Linked DNA regions of Homo sapiens: all the other regions are linked to region 3. A link is a loop called in an ENCODE intact Hi-C map of the cell type or tissue named here. Cell type or tissue: PC-9. All regions are shown on one strand. Each heading gives the region's core, and the rest is flanking DNA. Links, peaks and the distances in the headings are about the cores only.

Region 1 (7,475 bases), core at 1,612-6,611, 68 kb before region 3:
TGTGTACCTTTCCTTCTGTGCAGTTTTACATTTCTTGTAAGAATTTCTTCATAGCACTTGTCTATATCTAAAAATATCCTATTTATTTGAACATGTGTTAATTATCTGTCTCCCTACAACCCTGCCAGGGGCCTTGAATCTTTCATCCACAGCTATCTCTCAATGCCTCCTGCAAGAGAAAGTCCTTAACATATAGGCTGTGTAAATAAAGGAATGTGTTACATATCTTTATTCCCATTTATGTGATTTTATCCAGTCAGTCCAATCACTAGGTTAACTTTTTTCTATTCATATTTTAACATCACATTATAGAAAGATGGACAGCTGTTAATATCGGTGAGATGAAAAATCATAAATTAGATGCTAATAATACAGAATTTAAAACACACTCCATCATTTATTCTTATGCCTGAAAAATGTGTATTTAATGCCTTTTCTGTGCAAGGAACTATGTCAGTTGCCCTAGGGAAATATTAAGATGAATGAAATCAAGTTCCCTGTCCTCAAGCGGTTTACAAATCATGGAGCAGGAGAATATTTTATAACGTTAATGCTGAATTTTTCTCCGGGTTTCCATGGCCCTTGCCCTATTCAGTCAGCAGGACTATTTTGTGTTTCTTGCCTTAGGGAAGGAATGGATGACAAGCAGGAAGAAAATTTCTTTTGAGCTTCAAAGACTACACCCTGTTGGGAATGGAATGGACTCTGGTAATTAACACTTTGGGGGAAAATACATGATAATGTAAGAACAAGGCTTCCTGACCCCACAGGAGATTAAAGTCTCCCAACCAACCTCCAAACAGGATGAACTCCAAGGGAGGGGGAAACAGCAAAAAATTCCAGACAGGTTTGGAAGCTCTGAGAGCTGAGGTGACCCATCCCTAGGGGAACTGTCAAGACCTCAGAGAGGCAGGGCTGCATTAAGGCATCCGGGTGCTAGGCAACCATGCAGAGTTCCCTTGCCCCCAGCATGGTGTGGGGCAGAAGAAGGGTCCCATGGGCCTAAGGGAGATGACAATGCAGGAAGAGCAGAGTTGCAGGACCTAACGAGGTCTTGCAGAGGGAAACAAGGGACAAAGAAGCATACTGTCCAGTCCCTGTGACTAAGGACTGGACAGGATGACATGCATTCTAGTAAATAGACAGATGACACAAGGCAAGAGATCCCATCTTGCCTTGGCCCTAATCCTCTAGAATATAGATGCTGCCCTGAGGCAAAGGGAGTAGGGTGGGGAATGGGATGGTATATTCACAAGCAGAAGGGGAGCTCAGAAAAGAAACTTAGTTATAAGAAAATTAAATTGACTCTGTGGCACTGGGAGTGGCACCTGCTACACAGAATTGAAGAGTTAAGGTTTGTACTAATGTAACTGCCTCTGGGCAGAGATCATCATCATGCTATGACGTGTAAGGACAGCTATGCAGTTGGGGAGCCACAGAAGGCTTCAGGGAGGGGGTGAAATGTGAGCAGGGTTCTCAGGCTGTTAAGAGTTTTCAGAGATGGAGATAGCAAATAGGGAGGTTGGAGAAAAATGCATTTCAGAAATGAGAAATCCTTAGTCAAGGATGCAGGGGCAGGAAAGCTTTGCATACATAAAGCAATAGCTCCTCTGACTTATCTACAGCTCAGGGTATATGCAGGTGAGAGCTCACAATCAGTCACTTAGTGGAGAGCCTTAAGTGACAGACCAAGGAGCCTGGCTACTATGTGGTAGATAATAGGGAATTACTAAAGGTAACTGAGCAGTGGACTGAGACGATCAACGCTGCCTTAAGAATACAGAGCTGTCTGGGCCGGGCGCGGTGGCTCACGCCTGTAATCCCAACACTTTGGGAGACCGAGGTAGGCGGATCATGAGGTCAGGAGATCGAGACCATCCTGGCTAACACGGTGAAACCCAGTCTCTACTAAAAATACAAAAAATTAGCTGGATGTGGCCTGGCGGGGTGGCTCACACCTCTAATCCCAGCACTTTGGGAGGCCGAGACGGGTAGAACACCAGGTCAGGAGGTGGAGACCATCATGGCTAACATGGTGAAACCCCGTCTCTACTAAAAATACCAAAAAATTAGCCAGGCGTGGTGGTGGGCACCTACAGTCCCAGCTACTCGGGAAGCTGAGGCGGGAGAATGGCGTGAACCTGGGAGGCGGGACTTGCAGTGAGCCAAGATCATGCCATTGCACTCCAGCCTGGGAGGCGGAGCTTGCAGTGAGCCAAGATCATGCCACTGCACTCCAGCCTGGGCAACAGAGCGAGACTCCATCTCAAAAAAAAAAAAAAAAACTAGCTGGGCATGGTGGCGGGCACCTGTAGTCCTAGCTACTTGGGAGGCTGAGGCAGGAGAATTGCCTGAACCCAAGAGGCAGAGGTTGCAGTGAGCTGAGATCGCACCACTGCACTCCAGCCTGGGAGACAGAGTGAGACTCTGCCATCTCAAAAAAAAAAAAAAAAGAATACAGAGCTGTCAAGAGTTGGAGGAAAGAGAATGAAGGAGAGGGTGACAGCCCAGGCACTAAGATGTAAGGGACTGGAAGTGCAATTGGAGCTATAGGAATGGACAGAGAGAGGCTGATGGAGACAGGGTTGGGCATCCTTGGCAAGAACTGATGTCAGGGAACAGGGAGGAAGGAGTTAATGATGGATGCTTCTAAGGTTACAAGGATGAGGAGGTGGGGAAAGGCAAGGTTTAGGCCTGAAGTAGAATATGTCAGTTGGAAATATGGATCTGGATTTCAGAAAGAGAGAGAGTAATATCAATAGTTGACCTTTGTTGTTAGAACTAGAAGAATTTTTTTTTCAGAGACAGGGTCTTGCTATGTTGCCCAGTCTGGCCTCAAACTCCTGGGTTCAAGCAATCCTTCTGCTCCAGAGTTACAAGTCACTGGGCTATAGGCACACACCAGAGTTGGAAGGGATTTTAAAGATCCCCTAGACTACTGCTTCTCAAACTTTAAAAGTGTGCATATGAATGTCACTTCAATAAAAAATGTAATAAATTCCCCCCAAAAAAGTATGTCCATCATTGGGGATCTTCTAAAAATGCAGATTCTCATTCAGGAGGTATGGGATGGGGTCTGAGATACTGCATTTCTAACAATTCTCAGGCATGCTGAGGCTGCGGTCCAGAGACCACACTTTAAAGAGTAAAGGACCAGACCAGTATTTCCCCAAGTATAACGTGGATGTGTCTGAGAGCACATATGAGGATTTTAGGTGATTCATAGACATTCTATTTAAAGATCTATTCGCTATTTGCTTATAATAGTGATGTGAAGTTTTCTTTAAATGCATTTAAGTATTAAAAAGTTAATTTGAAGAAATATTAAATAACAATGGAGGAGGCAGGCAATGGTGGCAGAAATTGGGCAGGTGGCCTGCAATTAGTAAAGTCTGGGGCATGCTTGTAGGAAGCTTCTGGGGGTACTTGTAGGAAGAGGGGAAAAATTTTACCCTACTCAGGGTAAAATCCAGTTTAGAGTAAGTAGTGGTGATGCAAGAGGAAAAAATGCTGCTTGATGGAACAAGGTGACTAACAGAGAAGGTGACTGAGCATTTCCGGAGCCTATGAGCATTTCCGGAGCTGTGAGCCCAGCACTGTATTGTAGTGTCATTTACTCTTCATGACTCTATAGATATGTATGTTACCATGATCCTAATGAGGACACTGTGGCTCAGAGAGGTCACCCTAGGTCGCACACCCTGAGCATATGTAAGTATCACAGCCAAGACTTGAATCCAAGTCTGTGTGACTCCAGAGCTGCACGCTTAACTTTTCTCTCAATTACCCTATTCAGCAGGCTGGAGACTTGTACAAAATTCTCTTTTCAATGCTGCTGCTGCTATTTTTCTACTAAGGCAGCTCGGTGTAGCTTTTTTTTTGTTTTTTGTTTTGTTTTGTTTTGTTTTGTTTTTTAAGACAGAATCTTGCTCTATCACCCAGGCTGGAATGCAGTGGCACGATCTCAGCTCATTGCAACCTCCGCCTCCCAGGTTCAAGCGATTCTTGTGCCTCAGCCTCCCGAGTAGCTGGGATTACAGACATGCACCACCACGCCCAGCTGATTTTTGTATTTTTAGTAGAGATGAGGTTTTGCCATGTTGGCCAGGCTGGTTTTGAACTCCTGGCCTCAGGAGATCCACCTGCCTCAATCTCCCAAAGTGCTGGGATTACAGGTGTGAGGTACTGTGTCAGCAAGAATTGTGTGAATGTCACAATTCAGCAAGAATGTCAGCAAGAATTGTGTGAATGTCACAAGAATTGTGTGAATGTGTCAGCAAGAATTGTGTGAACGTCAGCAAGAATTGTGTGAATTCAAATTCATTGAATTCTGTTTTGTAAATCAGGTATTATCATTCTCATTTTCTTTCTTTTTTCTTTTTTTTGAAATGGAGTCTCGCTCTGTCACCCAGGCTGGAGTGCAGTGGCGCGATCTCAGCTCACTGCAAGCTCTGCCTCCTGGGTTCACGCCATTCTCCTGCCTCAGCCTCCCAAGTAGCTGAGACTACAGGCGCCCGCCACCACGCCCGGCTAATTTTTTTCTATTTTTAGTAGAGACGGGGTCTCACTGTGTTAGCCAGGATGGTCTCAATCTCCGGACCTCATGATCTGCCCTCCTTGGCCTCCCAAAGTGCTGGGATTACAGGCGTGAGCCACCGTGCCCGGCCTATCATTCCCATTTTCAAGATGACAAACTGAGGCTTACCAGAGTTACACAATCAGGATTCAACACTTGGGTCTCTCTGACTCCAGGTTCAAGGCTTTTCCAACAAGCCCACCCCAACCCCGCTCCTCTTTGTGTGTTACCGTTGCTAATAATCAGACTTTCCTCCCCAGGCTGGAGTGACTTCCTACCATTTGCCAAACACATGCCCCCCACCTTGCTCTCTGCCCTGGTGGACAGATGACACCGTTTAAACCAATTCAGAGTTTAACCTATAATCTTGGTGTCAGTTGGTGGCTAATAGCTGCCTTGTAAGTTTAATAGGTGCACCAGATCTCCGGCAGGTGCAGACAAACCACAAAGAAACCCACTCTGAATCTCTGCATGCTGGAACTGTCCCTAGATTACAAACCAAACTGCATGTAGCGGTGCCATCAGGCAAGTCTCTTAAGTTTTGTCAGGAATGCTACAAAGACTTTTTAAAAAACCAACCTTTGTTTCAGATGTTACTAAAAGGAAAGGTACTGTAAATAACTCTCACATGGGGCTGATCAATTGCCCTTCTAAACCAAGATCTATTCATACAGCATTGTAACCAAAACCTGAAATACTGTTATTTTGCAAGGAGAGGGCATTCTAGAAGCAAGGATTTAAGTGTCAGACAAATAAGATTTACTCCAGATTCTAGTCAAAATCCCCTTTAATTTATGTTAAACATAGTATTTTAAGCATCACTAATTTTCCCTTCAAACAGGACTTCCATCTAGAAGCCAGGCCTTCTGACTTCCCTTTCCCGTCAATTCCCACAGTTCCCCTCCCTTTCCAGGCTTCCAGGCTACTTTACACAAATGCTTTCATCTCCATCAGTGGCTTTCCTGTTCAATGCATCATGACATTAGCATGGTTTTTCCCATCATTTTCCATCTGGACCCCACTCACCTAACAAAGTTTGCTCATCACTCATAGGCACACAGAGTCTGCAGGAGTGAGAGTAACAGGGCATCATGAAGGGACTGGCCAGGACACAGAAAACCCAAATCCTACCACAAATCAGCCACCCTTCCCCATGAGGCCCCAAGGGAAAGGGGTGCAAGGAGGACAGAGCAAGGCAAAGTAACACCTTATTATTGGCTGGTTGGCCTCTGGCTCTGAGTAGAACCCCAGCAACACTGGCTGGCTTGCGAGCTCCCTCACTGGAGCTAGCGAGGCTTGAGTGCCCCAAGGGGTTTTCTTGAATGCCCACCCCCAGACCCAAATCTGTGCCTCCACCCAGAGCCAGCCACCACAACACACCAGCAAGAAGAACAAGCAAGACAAATGGGGCGACGGACCCAATGCCTAGAACGGAGTAAACCTAGGCCACTCTCCCAGTCCTCTCCAGCCAGAGGAGGGTAAGGGTGGACCCTGGAGAGAATGAATGGGAATGAATGAACAGACAGACAACATGACAAGTGGGCAAAAAAAGAACTGTCAGGCCTTCTTCAATGGGGCAGGCCTCAGTCCAAGTTATTTCTCAGCCTCCTGGGAAGGAGGGCAGACAGAGCAAAAATAGGCCCCATCTCTTACTCTCAGAAGCAGAGAGTGAGGAGACAGCAGGAGAGAGGTCCCTGGAGGGAACAGGAGTCCAGTGCTTAGGGGTCTGGCCACACAAAAGCAGAGTGAGAAAGGCCCCACAAGTCTGCGCATCCAAGGCCGTGGAGCCGAATGCTCCATCCACCTCCCCCAGCCTCCTCAACACAGGCGCACATTCTCACCTGCACCTGTGGGCTGTGGCAACACTTCCTCAATTCCACACCTAGAAGTGGCCAGCTGGGAAGTTAAGGTGCTGAGACGGACCTCCGACTCGTTCTCCTAGAGAACCATGTCACATAGCCGTCTATGCTTCTAAACCTCATTTTTTTGGTTTTATTTTTATCTTTTTCAGCTTTATTGAGGTGTAACTGTTAAAATTGTATATATTTAGGCTGGGCACAGTGGCTCATGCCTGTAATCCCAGCACTTTGGGAGGCCAAGGCAGGCGGATCACCTGAGGTCGGGAGTTCGAGACCAGCCTGACCAACATGGAGAAACCCTGTCTCTACTAAAGAAAATACAAAATTAGCCAGGCGTGGTGGCACATGCCTGTAATCCCAGCTATTAGGGAGGCTGAGGCAGGAGAATCACTTGAACCTGGGAGGTGGAGGTTGCGGTGAGCCGAGATCACGCCATTGCACTCCAGCCTGGGCAACAAGAGTGAACCTCTGTCTCAAAAAAAAAAAATTGTATATATTAAAATAGTATAATGTAATGATTTGATAGATGTAAATATTGTAAATTGATTACCCCAAATTAATTAACATATCCATCACCTGTTTTTTTTTTATGAGGTTTAAGGTTTACTCTCAGCACATTTCAAATATATAATACAGTATGATTAACTATAGTCATATCAGGCTGTACATCAGTGCCTCCAAATCTGTTCATCCTAGGACTGAAAGTTTGTACCCTTTGACCAACATCTCCCCATATCCTCTGCCCCCCACCCAGCCCCTGGCAAATGCTTTTCTGCTGTTTCTATGAGTTTGAAATTTTTTGTTCTGAAATATAAGTTTTTTCCTACAGGTTTGCCCAAGGGGCTAACTGAACAAAAAGAACCTGGAAGGGGCTCAGCCACGTTCCTTCCACCAGCTTCCTGATTCCATGGCGTTTTCATCAAGCAAAACCCAGGTACTCCGCGATGCTGGGCAGAAGGTGGCAAGCGTGGTGGGTAAGAACGCAGGCTTCGAGTCAGATGGCCGGGGGGGTCACACACCAGCTCTGCCACTTACTATGT
Region 2 (7,475 bases), core at 842-5,841, 250 kb after region 3:
CCTGAAAAGGAAATGAATTCCCTCGGTTTGAATTATAGGTTTGGGCTTTTCATGTCCTGCCCTTAGACCCAATACTATAGCTGATCAGCTGTGAAGAGCTGTTTGCTAGATGCTGGGCACTTTACCTCCCTAAAAATGGCCCTGTGAGAAAATATTCCAGCACACAGATTAGAAAACCAAAGCTTGGATAGGACATGCAAATGACCCAAGATTACACAGCCAGTAAATGGGGAGCGAGGGCTCAAGCCCTAGGCTAACAGTCACAAGTCCCCTTGGCAGCTGGTTTTCTAGGTCCTGGCCACATAGCACCCTGAGATGTTCCCCCATCCTTTTGGCCCTTTTGGGGGTGGCCTCTTCAAGTGGCAGTAATCTCTCCTTTGAGGGCATTTGGTTTTACGAACATCTTTAAAAGTGCCCTTCTGGTGAAAATTAAGTTAGCAGCAAGCTTGAAAAGTGTAAAAAGCTTCTTCCATCACTATGCAAACGAAGCAGAAAAACATTACATATTAAGATTTCTTGGACAGGAAAGCACTTTGTCTCCTACCAATCTCCTCCCAGACTAAAACCTCCTTGTGTTCAGGGGCTGTCTTGTACAAATCTTTGTATATACTACATCCAGCATAAAGTCATGTATGTCATAACTGGCTAATAAGATAGTTTTTATCAAATAAAGGCCCAAAGCAACTATATGCAAGAAGGCAGAGCACAATTATTTATAATACATAAAAACTGTATTTTTCAAAGTAGATCATCACTTCTAACACAGGTGATTATACAAATTCCATCTGCAATTCTTTCTGAGGGGAATAAACCACTATGGATGGAGGCAAAGCCAAGGACACATAGAATTTGAAGATGGAGGGAACGTTTTCTTGGCTTCTCTTCAGTTGTCTGATGTCACCAAAGAAGTGGGTTGGCTTGGATAAACTTATGACCTCTGTTTGGCCCTGTGTTCCTAAAAATTTTATGGGAAGGTCACTAATAAACTAAGTGTGTAAATGCTCCGCCATCTAGTTAAAAAATAATAACTGCTACTGGAGCTGACTTATACTACATATTTTCTGCAAAACACATTTACTTACCTTTCCTTCTAATAAAATACACCCAGCAATAAATAAAAGGCAGTAAAAAGTATCCATGGCTTGCTATTAAACTTGATATATGTTTAACAACAGGTTTTAGTATACTGTTTTTAGAAGGATCAGGTATTTGAAAATAAGCACCCAATGAGTACATGATTAAGATTGGCACCAAGGTACAAATATAATAATTTGTCCCAAGTACAGTGTCTGTACTCAGAGAATTTAAATGTCTACCCATGAAAGATCAGATTGCACTTTAAAATGGTCAATATACTGCTAGCAATGAGTCACTTGTATAAAAATGCCACTCTAAAGCACATTATAGTCTTTTTGGGGTTTTTTGTTTTTGTTTTTTCAAGTTTAAACTACAGTCTAGTGGATTTAGTTCTTCATGCTTTTGCCTAAGTGCTACAATGGCAGGGAAAGAGGCTTTGGAATTTCAGATTTTTTTTTCTTTCTTTTTTGTAAAGAAAACCTCTCAAGAGGGTATCCAACCACTTTTTGGAGACATAAACATATGTAAAGCAAAGTGACCCAAATAAAGGAAGAATTAAAAAAAAAATATATTTATTCTTCAATTTAGGCCAATTCTCTTTTACGGGCTCCTTGCAATTAGCTGGCAATCTTGTCCTGTGGGTCTGAAGGATTAAAGCAGGAGCAAAGAACAAAAGGAGTGTCTGCTACACTCCTCCATCGGTCCTTTCTAAACAAATCAGACTTCATCTCCTCCAGTGCCTCCTTACCACCTCATCTTCTTTCCTCTACCCATAATCCCTTAGGGGAAGGACTGTTAACATGTGAAAATGCTACGTAAATGAAATTCCTTCAGAATCAACACAGATTTGAAAATGGCTCCAGAAACTAGAGGGTGGTTTTTATGGTTTTCTCATTTTGGAATTTTGGGCAAAGCACAGCTTTTTGGATCACTGGATCTTTAAAAGATACATAACAGTAGGTAATAAGCCACCCAAATTAAGTTTACCAGAAATTTAGATGTACTCCTTTCCCTCTTGCAGACAATTGAGGACAATGCTCCCAGAAGGTCACTACATTAAAGGAAGCATAGCCTGGGAGCGGCAGACATGACGTCTATTGAACTTACTGTTCCATCTGTCACTGACATGGGCCACATACAAATCTCTAAAGTTCTTGGGGTCTTTAAGGCGCCTGCTAATCCATTCCTTTTCCTTTACCCTTAAGTCATTCCAAATAGGAGGATCTATTCTGTGTTTAAAGACTTCCAAGGAAGAGTCCACAATCACTCAGCCAAATATTTTGAAATTAATTTCCCTATAGCCTTTCCCCGTTGTTCTGAATGCACATTCCTTCCCATAGTCCTGCCATTCTGAAGAGGAAAATATTGTGGCCATGAGCTTTGAGACCTATATAAAGACAAAATAATTCTTAATCTACCCAACCATCAATTTTTTTTTTTTTTTTTTTTTAAAGATGGAGTTTCACTCTGTTGTCCAGGCTGGAGTGGCACAATCTCGGCTCACTGCAACCTCCGCCTCTGAGTTCAAGTGATTCTCCTGCCTCGGCCTCCCAAGTAGCTGGGGATTACAGGCACGCACCACCACACCCGGCTAATTTTTGTATTTTTAGTAGAGCAGAGGTTTCACCATGTTGGCCAGGCTGGTCTCGAACTCCTGACCTCAGGTGATCTGCCCACCTTGGCCTCCCAAAGTATTGGGATTACAGGCGAGATCCACCGTGCCTGGCATCCATGAAATTTTTTGATGAAAAACTAGTTCATAATTTATAAAGTGTAGATACAAATGTACTGCACTCAGCCTTCTTCTATGGAAGTGAAGATGAGAGGTAAGTACTTACTTACCCATTATCCTTACCCTTATTTGGAAGCTCTGTGGAACTACTGTAGGAACTAAGTCTATAATTCAATGAGGTGGATATTGGAAAAATATATATATAAGTCCAATACCTAAATCTAGAGAACTGCTAAACCAGAGAAGAGCTTACGGACAAAAATAGGTTATACAGATTCAACTCACTTCACAGTCTCAGGGACAAAATATATAATTAACCAAAAAGAGAAAAAAAGATGATTTTTGTCCTACACATGACCATGCATATACAGATCTAGGGCTTGAGAGTCACTGAATCAAACCTATAAAAATATGGACTGCTAATTTTGCTTCTTCAGGTCACCAGTGCCCACTATTTTCATCAACTATATAGTACCAAAGCATACTAGTAATAAATAAATAGTAATAAATACATAAAAAGTAATAAATAGTGAAAATGTTGATCCATCTGATTTCTCTGCAATCACTGATTTATCTGCAATCTGTTAAAATATAAACTGGAAATAAATCATATACATGAAAATCCTCAGTGTTGATAATCAGAGAAAAAAGCAACATATTAAAATGACATCCAAACAGAGGAACTGCCAAATACGGCCTATGAAATGTTCTGTCAAAATAAAGATGTGGAATCAGGAAGCAGATGGCAAAATTCTTTCTAAAACCTCACTTAAGCAGCATTTTAGGCATTTCTGACAGTTCTGCAAATGAAAAGAGGGATGTTTCATCAAGAGTAACTCTAGCCCAGTTATGATGATAGGTTGCACCAGTCCTCTCCAACTTGGCTCAGGAAGTATCTGGCTTAAATGGGGGAGGGGAAGTGGGAGGCAAAGCAGCTCTCAGCAGGGGACACGAATGCAAACCCAACTATGCAAGGTGAAAATCACTCTAGCTTTGGCATTTTGGTTGAATTTCATTAGAATCAGGCTGGGTTTCATAACCAGAAGGCAGAACTTCCTTAGTTTTATACTTTTTCTAATAATGCTTTGTCAGGGAAATCATCTTCTCTATTTTAGAGATTTCTTTTAGATTTTTGACCTGTTTTCTTGTTTCCCAGGCTGCGTATATCACTCGCGAACCTTCCAGACAACTGAAGAATAACAATGAATACTGCCATCTTCCCAGAGCTCCAGCACTAATCTTTGTTAAGGCTTAGAGGAAACCACTTTTCTCAGTTTTGATGTCTATGAATCTGCAATCACTAATGAATGGGGAAAAGTCTGTGAAACATTTATTTCCTACATCAATGATTAAAATTAGCTGTTTTTAGAGCAGAATGAACAACATACAAAGCAGGTTGGACGACATCTATTTCACACAATTGCATCTCAGTTTCTGACCTAGGTAAAATCCTGCATAAATGTAGGAGAATCCTCTATATTAATATGTTCTGTATTCAGGTTTAAGAGATGTGCATTTACATTTACATTTTATTAATTCATCAACTGATACTTAAGAATTAAAACTCTCAAAATCAGAAGACGATGCTTTTTGGTAAAGAAAAAAAGAAACAGGCTATAAGTAAAAACAGGTATAAAAATTAACACAAAACCTTTGAGTAATGTATTTATCCTATAAGCGGAAAATTCTGAGAATAATGGAGGACTGAGGGGATTAAAATGCCACGCAGTAGATGGACTATTTCAGATTTTATAGTCAGGGAAACTGGCTTCGGGAGGACAGCTCTCAATTCATGTACTTTACGTAAGAGCAGTTCTTTCTATAGGCCATAAAGTTGTAGGTGATACAATCAACTGGGTTATAAAATAGCTTCTTTTTAGAATGGAGATGATACAAAAATCAATTTCTACAACCATCATTTCCTCCTGAACACCTCTTTCACTTTCAACCTAAACTTACTCTCCCCTTTGGGAATTCCCAGTGTATTTCTTTGAGATGTCTTCCACATTAACAGTAGAGCCTACAAAGAACCAACATGCAGAGGCTACTTGTCAAAGGGCACTTTCTGTAGGTAGTCTAAAAGAACACAATTATACACATACACAAACGTGTACAGGTATACGCAAAAGGGAAAAGGAGATGCAAGAGTACTGTACTACTGCTTTAACAAATGCTCTCACCCAATCCACCTTATCCATCTTACAGGATAGAAACACTATTTAGGGTTTAAAATACGCAAAAAAACATTTTTTTTAAATATATAAACCATCTATGGAAGCATATTTTGCCTTCTGTTATGACCCTCATCATTCCTCAACTCATATTCTAAAAGCCTGAGAGGTGAAAATCTTCTGAACAGCTGAACCACCCACAGAACCTGAAAATTATTATACATTTTGCACATGATTAACCTATATTCACCACTGAGGTTTAACCAAGAACCAGATTCACATAGGTAATAGGGGTCACAACTACTTTTTCATAAAATATACCCTCCTACTGGCCAGGTGAGGTGGCTCACGCCTGTAATTCCAGCACTTCAGATTGCTTGAGCCCAGGAATTCAAGACCAGTCTGGGCAACATGGCAAAACCCTGTCTCTACTAAAAATACAAAAATTAACTGGGTGTGGTGGCACATGCCTGTAGTCCCAGCTACTTGGGGAGGCTGAGGTGGGATGGCTTGAGCCTGGAAGGTGAAGGTTGCAGTGAGCCAAGATCACGACTTTGTACTTAAGTCTGGGCAACAGAGCGAGACCCTGTCTCAAAAAAAAAAAAAAAAAAAAAAAAAAAATCTATGCATCCATCTATCTATACAAACACACATCCTCCTACTTTACATAAATGTACAATTCCATGTCTATTCTTAGCATGTTTTCAGTTAAAATTAGATTACTGATGTTTACAAGAAGCACGGTCAAATGATTTTTTTCATTTTATGTCAATGTTTACACGCCAACCCTCCAGAAGGTTGGGACAATGGGAAGAGGGCATTGGACTGGATGTAAAGCCTGAGGCCAGGGGTCTAGTTTTGTTAGGGTCTAGATTCTCACCCCAGAATCTTACCCCCTCAGGCAATCACTCAAATTGAAATATCACTTCTATTGGTCCTGATACTCTACTTCAGTAGTTATCTTACTTCTTCCTTTGAATGTAAACCATTTATAGCTAAGTAGAGTATATTTTAGTATAAGAACACAGTGAAGGCTGGGTGCGGTGGCTCACACCTGTAATCCCAGCACTTTGGGAGGCCGAGGCGGGCGGATCACGAGGTCAAGAGCTCGAGACCAGCCTGACCAACATAGTGAAACCCCGTCTCTACTAAAAATATAAAAATTAGCTGGGCGTAGTGGCGCGCGCCTGTAATCCCAGCTACTTGGGAGGCTGGGGCAGGAGAATCGCTTGAACCTGGGAGGCGGAGGTTGCAGTGAGTGGAGATCGCAACACTGCATTCCAGCCTGGGCGACAGGGCGAGACTCCGTCTCAAAAAACAAACAAACAAAAAACACATAGTGAAGACCAAACAAAATTTCATCTGTACTAATAATGACTCACGGTGGGCCAGAGCTCAAGTCAGTATGTAATAAGAAAGCAAAGGGAAAAAAAAAATCATTTACTTCACTAAAACTTCTGTTGTTTCTTTAAAACTCTAAACAAAATTGACCCTATAAGTAAAGATATTCATTCTTATCATTTTTTAACAAGCAAATTTTAATAATGCCTTTTATTTCTATACAAAGCAATGTAACTTTCTGAAAAAAAAAATGGCTATACAGAACCCTTTAAACATAAGAGTACAGAGTTTCAAATGGCAACAAGAAGTTAAGAAACATAGGGCACTGTGTCGTTATGGGTGAATCCTAGTCGTCCTGCAGCCCAAGGTCCAAGCTAGTTTACTCCATAACCTTAAGTAAATAACCGCGGTTCCTATGAATACCTTTCCAAAACCATTTATTATAAAAACTCACTCTTTATCCATTATCAGTATTAACGTATCAAAGTGAGAAAGAACATGGGAGAGAAAAATGACAATTAATGCAGCGTGAACATTTTCATCCTGAATACCAGTAAGGACTCTAGATGATATATGGTGCCCACTTCATGTGCCTCAAAAGATTTTAATTTTCAGAACATTTAAACGATTAAAGAGAAATCATCCTCTTAACTAGGTATTTTAAAGCGTATCAAACTGTAGGTTTACATTTGACAAAGTCTTATGGACCACCAAATACGTAGAAATAGGAATTCCAAATATTTCAGTTCGTTGAATATACAAAACCAAATAAGGCGCAAGGACCTGAAGAATAAACACAAAGCTAGTCTACAATGTTTGAGTTAACGTGATTTAGGACCCTTCTATTTTGTTCTGCAAGATAATTTACATAGTTCTCTCTGCTATATGTGTCCACATCTATTCAGATTGTTACAGATCTTTTCATTCTGGAACTTAGAACATTATAGGCCATACAAACTTCCAAACTCCATTGTTGCTATAATCTGATTCGAAATGGAAAAAAAAAAATCTTCAAAGAAACTTCCATAAAACTCCCTTCTCTATTATCAAATATAACTTCTGAAAAAGAACACACTACACTATTATTCATAATAATCCATAAACTGGTTAGAGGGATCATTGAAATGTCAATCCAGGAGGCTCCTAATTTTCCT
Region 3 (7,475 bases), core at 825-5,824:
GCCACAGTCAGAAGGTGGGCGCTCGCTGAATGTGAAGTATTAGGCTAAGAGCTTCATGTACATCAGCATTTCATCCTCACAGCCTCTCAGGGCAAGTGCGGAGGTCATGGCAGCCAGGAGCTCACAAGGTGGGGAGACAGTGTCTCTGGAAGGCAGGTCTAGGTAAACAGGTGCTACTCTAGGGCACCTGATATAAAAGGTTCAGTGGAGTCTGGGGGAGACACTGACAGCGTCCACCCCCGCCACCAGTAACTCTGGACCCTGCCCAAGCCCACTGCATAGGCTCCTCCAGGCAGTCCCGCTACGCCCATCTGAGCCGCTGTGCTGGCCTTTCTCTTTGGACATCACCAGCAAGAGGGAAGTTGGACCACTGTAAAGATGCTATATCCAGGCCTAGCCTCCCCTTTGTCCTTCCAACCTTCAGTGGCTATAATTTTGATACACAGCTCCCAGGGATACATCCCAGGGTGGATAAATAAAGCTAAGGGTCTCTCCTGTGTCTGAGAGACCTGCCGTCCAGCGTCTGCCTTCCCTAAGAGCCAAGGAGATCAAGTGGATGAGAAAGTGCCCAGCAATTCCCATGTGCCCACAGCAGCCAGCATTTACTGAATGCTCATCACACCCCAGGGCCCATGCCAAGGCTCTATATACATTCTCATGTCATCCTTACACTCTCTGGGTAGTTATGGCTCTCCTCTTTTATAGATGGGGACCCAAGGATCAGAGAAATTAAGTCACTTCCAAGCTCACAGAGCTACGAAGTGGCAGAGCCAGGATTTGAACCCCAGTGTGTCAGATTCCCAAGATCCTGCGTTACCCACTCTGTTCCAGTGCCTCAGCCCTGCCCACATGACTTCTTCCCTAGCTTGGGTCTGCTTCCCTGATCACCCAAGGTGCACAGCAGAACAGAGAGCATGGGCTCAGGGACCAGACCTGGGCTCAAATCCCTGCCTCACTACTTCAAATGTGTCTGGGCGGTTGGTTACCCTCTTGGAGCTTCAATTCCATCTGCATGGGAAGGTGAAGGATACCTACTGCAGAGATGTGAGAATAACTGAGATGCGTGCCTACCAGGCACACAGCAAACACAGCACAGCCAGCGAGAGTCATCTCTGGACAAGCCTCTGCTGGCCCTGGCACTTGCTCCCAGCTAGGTCCTGCCCAGTGGCCAGCAAAGGCTGGGTCAAAGCCTCTCTCCAACTCCCAGGAGAGCTGCCCCCAGAGGACAAAACGCAGGGGCTCTGCCAGAACCCTCACAGTAGGCTCCATCCCTCCACTGATGAGTGTCTCAGGATTTTCCCTTTTTGGGGGAGAGCCCCGCCTACTGAATCTGGCTGGGCTCAGGCACACTCTATAGCTTCAGTTTTCCCACATATACTTTGGAGGAAAAAAATGTTTTACATTTATCAGGTACCTGAAAAGTGCCAAACTCATTTTAAGTACATGAGCTTCAATCTCTACTTGCAGGTTAGCAACATCTGTGGACATATTATAGGATATATTAAAGCCTCAGTTTACTCTTCTGCGAAATGGAGATGATGATTAACCTGCTTCACTAAGTTGTGAGGATTAAACGAGGTAAAGCATGTGAAATGCTTATGGCAGTGCCTGGCACATGAGAAATAATAAATGTTAGCTTTCATTATGTCTCACAGCTAAAGAAACAGACACTAGGAGAGCAACCAATCTGCCCAGCATCTCCGGCAAGGTGATGGGATTTGAACCGAGACCTGTCTAACACCAGGCCACCCTCCATGCTGACATTTCAACACGCCCATCCAGGGACCAGTGCTTGTTTGTATTTCAATAGAAAACTATAGCACATCCTTGCAGATTATCGAATTCTAGTCCCGTTCATTGCCTTTGAGCTTTTTTCACCTCTTGATAAATTACATTTTACTGTTTACTTTGTTACCTACTGTGAATTGGACTGGATTTGCCATTCTGCACATTTCATCAGTTCTTACCAACTTCTCAATTTTTCTACTTTTTACGTTTTCTCCCACCCTCCTGATGTCACTGAGAGCTAAAGGCTGACTGCCCAAATCCTCATTGCAACTCTAGGCTGTCTTATAGCTGATCTTCCCCCCAAGATCTAAACTAGGCTTGCAAGCTGGGTGACTTGACATAAACTTCAAAGGACCCATCACCACAGCAGACCATGAATCTCCCTCGTTTAAATGCCTGATGGTTGTCCATCAAGTATCCTCTACCGCCAGGCCCCAACAGACATTCAAGCTGGTCCTTAATGAACAAAAGGCGACCGAACAAAAAATTGACCTATATTACTCAGAGAAAAGAAGAATTTTTCTTTCCTTGAACGAGAGGAAGCACTGACAAAAACCCTTTCTTTGACCAAACTTTAGTTAGGCTCTTCTGAGCCTTCTTCTGAACGTTGGCCTTCTGTGTCCCTCCTGTCCTTGCCAGGCCTGCAGAGCCCAGTCTTAGCAAGAATCCTGCAAATTCAGTTTAGGGAGTCCCCTACCCTTGATGCCTGATAAAGCGCTTCATCCCCTACCTTGGGTGTGTAAGTCCTTGGCCTGCCCTTAGCAAGAGTCCTTTTAGGTCTGTTTAGTGAGAATCCCGTTCCCTTGATGTCTCCTCTTAGTAACTTTCCATCCACTGACCCCCTCTTCTCTGTTTCTTAGCTGTAAATCCTCAACTGTCTTGCTGCATTTAGAGTTGAGCCCCATCTCTCTCCCCTATTGCAATAACCCTGTTGCAAGACTCCTGACTAAAGTCTTCCTTACCATTTTTACAAGTGCCAGAATAATTTTTTTCTTTAACAACACTCAGGCTTGCTTCAAGTAGGAGGGCCTCCCCTGCCTGAAAATGCTCCATTCATATCCCAGTCAAATACCATCCCCAGATCTCCTCTCATAGCCATCTCCCTCTCCTCACAGCAAGCAAACATCTGACAAGGACTGCATTGCTTTCCCCGCCACCACCCCGGGGATCTTCACCTCTCTCAGGCCGCTGCCAGCCTCCCTACCTGCCCTGCCAGCCGTCAGCCCCCAGCTTCACGCCAGTCCATTCACGTAGAGAACACGGCTATGAAAATACAGAAACGCACTTCCCATCTGGAAACGCCTCAGAGCTAAATATTATGTAGGATGTGATGGTGTGCGTCTACCAGCAAAAAAGCGAGGCTTAAAGAAACACTGAGACACGAGGAGACTGCTAGTGAGAGGCCAGTGCGTCAGCAAGAGCTAAACTTAGCAACCTAATCCTCTAACTTCATTCTTTCAGGAAAGAGAGCGGTAGGAGAAAAATGTATGAACATATTTAAATAAAAGAACCTTTGAGAGAGCAAGAAAATCCACATCCTAACTGACCTGTTGCTACTTTGCAGAAACGAGCGTAGAGAAGGCGACGTTTTGGGGAGCTAGCCCTGAGGTCAGTGGTCGACAGAAGGGCTCTATCCAAGTAATCAAATTCCCTGGTAGAAGGTCCCTTTGGAGCCAGTGGCTGCATGGTACAAAGGAAGCTGCAGCAAGGGGAAGAGATTCTTAAAAACTGGAAGTTCTGGAAAAACCTGTAACACAGCTTTCAAACAGATTTTGCTTTCGAGTAGAGTGGCTGGTATAAAAACACGCATCATCTAGGCACTAAATGGCTCCAGGGAGTGTTTGAAAGAGGAGGAGCAGGGACAGGAAAGTCACAGGCAATGACAAGTGGTGCGTGTAAACACACGTGTGAAGCCCAAGTTCAAGCTCAGCTGTGCCTGTGACCAGCTCTAGGGGTGGGGTGGGTGGGTTGCCCTAGTCTAGTTGCCAGACTAACTCACCCATGAAACAAAGGTAATGGCCAGGCACGGTGGCTCACGCCTGTAATCCCAACACTTTGGGAGGCCGATGCAGGCGGATCACCTGAGGTCAGGAGTTTGAGGCCAGCCTGGCTAATGTGACAAAACCCCATCTCTACTAAAAATACACAAATTAGTCAGGCGTGGTGGCACACGTCTGTAATCCCAGCTACTCGGGAGGCTGAGGCAGGAGAATAGCTTGAAGCTGGGAGATGGAGGTTGCAGTGAGCAGAGATCGTGCTACTGCACTCCAGCCTGGGAGACAGAGCGAGACTCCATCAAAAAAATAAAAAATAAAAAAAATAAAGAAAGAGAGAGAGAGAAAGAGAGAGGGAGAGAGAGAGAAACAGAAAGAGAGAAAAAGAGGAAGAGAGAGAAAGAGAGAAAGAGAGGGAGAAAGAAAGAAAGAGAGGAGAGAAAGAGGAAGAAGGAGAGAAAGAGAAAGGAGGAGAGAAATGAGGACAGAAAGGAGGAGAGAGAAGAAGAGAGGAAGGAAGGAAGGAAGGAAGGAAGGAAGGAAGGAAGGAAGGAAGGAAGGAAGGAAGGAAGGGAGCCTGTCCATGCTTTAAGACATGTTTAAGTACTAAGATACTACTTATCTCTGGATTTATGTGTAGGGAAAGAGGCGGGTAGCTTAAAAAATTTTTCCCCTGGAATCAAGCCTTCTGCTTTGATCCATTATTAAAATATTTCATCACACTATTAAAAATGTATTGATCCCCACAAAGGGTTAATATTTTTATTACAGAGTCTGCATAAATCAGTAAGAAAAATACAAGCACCCCAATAGGAAAATGAATAAAGGATACGTAAATCAATTCACAAAAACATAAAAATAGCTATTAATTATATGGGGGAAAAAAATGACCTTACTGGGAACCAGAAAAAAAGGCATAATAAAATAAAAACAAGGCCAGGCATGGTGCCTCACACCTGTAATGCCGACACTTTGGGAAGCCGAAGTGGGAGGATTGCTCAAGACCAGAAGTTCGAAACCAGCCTGGGCAACATAGTGAGGCCCCGTCTCTACAAAAATAAAAATTTAGCCAGACATAGTGGCATGCCTGCAGTCCCAGCTACTCAGGAGGCTGAGGCAGGAGGATAGCTTGAGCCCAGGAGTTCAAAGCTGCAGTGAGCTATTATTGTACCACTGCCCTCCAGCCTAGGCGACAGAGCAAGACCTGTATAAAAAAAAAATTAAAAAAAGCAAAGCTTCTCCCATCTAGCATTTGGCGAAGTCCTAAAAATCCAATAATACCCAGCAAGGGCCAGGATTCAGAGAATCATTATGCCCCCTCACACAACAATAGGAAGGCAAATTAGCATTTCTTTAGGTCAATTAGAGCATACAAAAATTCTTACATGGACATCCCATTCGACCCTGTAATTCCACATGCACAAAGATTTATCTGTAAAGATTTAACCACAATATGATTTTATAATGCTAAAAAATTGGAAAGTCTTCTATCCAATAAAAGGAATATATTATATATGGCAGAACAGTTAAAACTGTTACATAACAACTAAAAATCAGGCTGTAAGAAAAATCTAAAGATACAGGAAGATGTTTACATTATGTACAAAACAGATTCTGAAGCTGTACATATCAAATTTTGTAAGCCATCTCTCATATACATGACACATAGGCACAATGAAGTAAATACCAGGAGATAGACAAAAATATTACCAGTGTTATTTATGAGAGTTGGATAATCATGAGTGGTTTTGATTTCCTTACACGTCTTTTTATTTTCAAAGTTCTTTTTTTGTTTGAGACAGGGTCTCGCTCTGTCACACAGGCTGGAGTGCAGTGGTGTGAACACAGCTCACTGCAGCCTTGACCTCCTGGGCTCAAGTCATCTTCTGGTCTTAGCCTCCCGAGTAGCTGGGACTACAGGCGTGTGCCACCATGCACAGCGAATTTCTGTATTTGCTGTAGAGAGGGGGTTTCGCCATGTTGCCTGGGCTGGTCTGGAACTCCTGGGAGATCTACCCACCTCTGCCTCCCAAAGTGCTGGGATTATATGCGTGAGCCACGGTGCCCAGCCCAAAATTCTTAAATAGATATGTGACTCTTTTGTATTCAGAAAACCCTATTACTTTTTAAAAGAAAGAGGGGAAAAAGTATCTTTCTGTCTTTCTAACAAGTAAAAGGCACTGAATTAACTACTCCAGCCAGAAACCTGCCCCAGGCCAGAGACTGCCCTGCCCAGCAAACTTCTTTCACATCCTCATCCATGACCCCTGAGAACTTTCAGGCCATGGGCCATACATTTTAGGCTTCCTCTTGCCCACTTTTTTTTTTTTTTTTAGAGACAGAGTCTCGCTCTGTCGCCCAGGCTGGAGTGCAGTGGTGTGATCTCAGCTCACTGCAAGCTCCGCCTCCCGGGTTCACGCCATTCTCCTGCCTCAGCCTCTGGAGTAGCTGGGACTACAGGCGCCCGCCACCATGCTCGGCTAATTTTTTGTATTTTTAGTAGAGACGGGGTTTCACTGCGTTAGCCAGGATGGTCTTCATCTCCTGACCTCGTGATCCGCCCGCCTCGCCTCCCAAAGTGCTGGGATTACAGGCGTGAGCCACCGCGCCCGGCCTCTTCTTGCCCACTTTTTACCTAAGGTCTATAGTCTGCAATTCATGAAGGTCAGATCCCAGCCCAAGTCCTGAGGGTCTTCCTAGCACTTGTCTAGCCCAGCCTTCAATCAAATGAGAGAGACAAACGACCTTACAGCTATAGAGTCCTGATAGTTCTCACGATGGTTTCAGAGATTCTCATCAGCTCCTGGGAGGCTCTCTCACAAACTCGGAGGTCGGCAGGGCGCTGTCAGCGCTCCCACTTTAGGAAATGGAAAGCAAGGGCTCAGGAAATTGAAGATGTGCCCCAAGGCAGACACAGAAACAGGACAGGAGCCCGGAGCTGGCTTACAGTGGAGAGCTCTCTCCAATCCAGCTGCCTGCTGACCCCAGGCTCCTCAGCCATTGCCAGCGAGCCACAGCTGGGAAGGAACTGGGGCCCCAGCATCCCCACCGCCATCTGGCAAAGGCCACACCTGTGGGCTCACTTTAGTCTCCTTCATTCATCCCCATCTCTACCCTCTGCCCCTGCTCCCACTCCCATAATAAAAAGAATCAGGGAAATCAGGAGAAGCTCCTCTCACAACTCATTAATTCAGTTAACTGTCTAATCTTCTACTATTATCTCACAGGTCAAGTTGTTCTAATTTTTCAATCGAAATTGTGTGGGCTGGGTGCAGTGACGTGTGCCTATAGTCCCAGCTACTTGAGAGGCTGAGACAAGAGGATTGCTTGAGCCCCGGAGTTCAAGGCTGCAGTGCACTATGATCTGATCATGTCTATGAATAGCCACTGCATTACAGCCTGAGCAACATAACATGTATGGGTCAGAGCTTGCTCAGCTGTGAGTGACAGAAACTAAAGTCAATCTGGCATAAGTTAAAAAAAAAAAAAAGAATTCATTAGCTCATGTCACTAGGGAGTGGCTGGATCTAAGGCCTCAAACATCAGCTCTCCCTGCCCTTTCTCCACTTAGTGAGCAGGATATTAATCAACAGCCTCACATTCACATCCTACCAGGTCCAGCAGAAATAGACCATCTTCCCCAACAACTCTGGCAGAGAAGTACCAGGAAGGACTCAACTGACTCAGACCACC

Evidence for each region. Peaks named below come from ENCODE experiments on the same cell type or tissue, not always from the same donor. Only the 100,000 strongest peaks of a DNase experiment are listed, where the experiment ranks them.
Region 1: it touches region 3 in a loop (9-fold over the local background); 2 of 110 quality-filtered maps call a loop at or near these places.
Region 2: it touches region 3 in a loop (4-fold over the local background); 2 of 110 quality-filtered maps call a loop at or near these places.

What each region holds. Positions count from the first base shown.
Region 1 is chr5:142,468,597-142,476,071 of GRCh38, reverse strand. No RefSeq gene overlaps it. Among named protein-coding and RNA genes, the nearest start is that of SPRY4-AS1, 150 kb to the right of the region's middle. RefSeq lists enhancers at 436-1,003, 1,004-1,572, 3,474-3,768. In PC-9, for the core only: no CTCF peak of the experiment used is centred there; a DNase peak (open chromatin) is centred at 3,571; H3K27ac peaks cover 4,308 bases.
Region 2 is chr5:142,153,463-142,160,937 of GRCh38, reverse strand. It overlaps LOC107986455 (a long non-coding RNA gene), which reads left to right. Exons shown (of 3, transcript XR_001742907.3): 3 at 3,966-6,527. NDFIP1 (Nedd4 family interacting protein 1) reads right to left here. Exons shown (of 8, transcript NM_030571.4): 8 at 6,498-7,475. Among named protein-coding and RNA genes, the nearest start is that of NDFIP1, 48 kb to the right of the region's middle. In PC-9, for the core only: no CTCF peak of the experiment used is centred there; no DNase peak of the experiment used is centred there.
Region 3 is chr5:142,399,871-142,407,345 of GRCh38, reverse strand. The region is part of intron 3 of SPRY4-AS1 (SPRY4 antisense RNA 1); the gene reads right to left. Among named protein-coding and RNA genes, the nearest start is that of SPRY4-AS1, 78 kb to the right of the region's middle. In PC-9, for the core only: no CTCF peak of the experiment used is centred there; a DNase peak (open chromatin) is centred at 3,545; H3K4me3 peaks cover 1,586 bases; H3K27ac peaks cover 2,844 bases.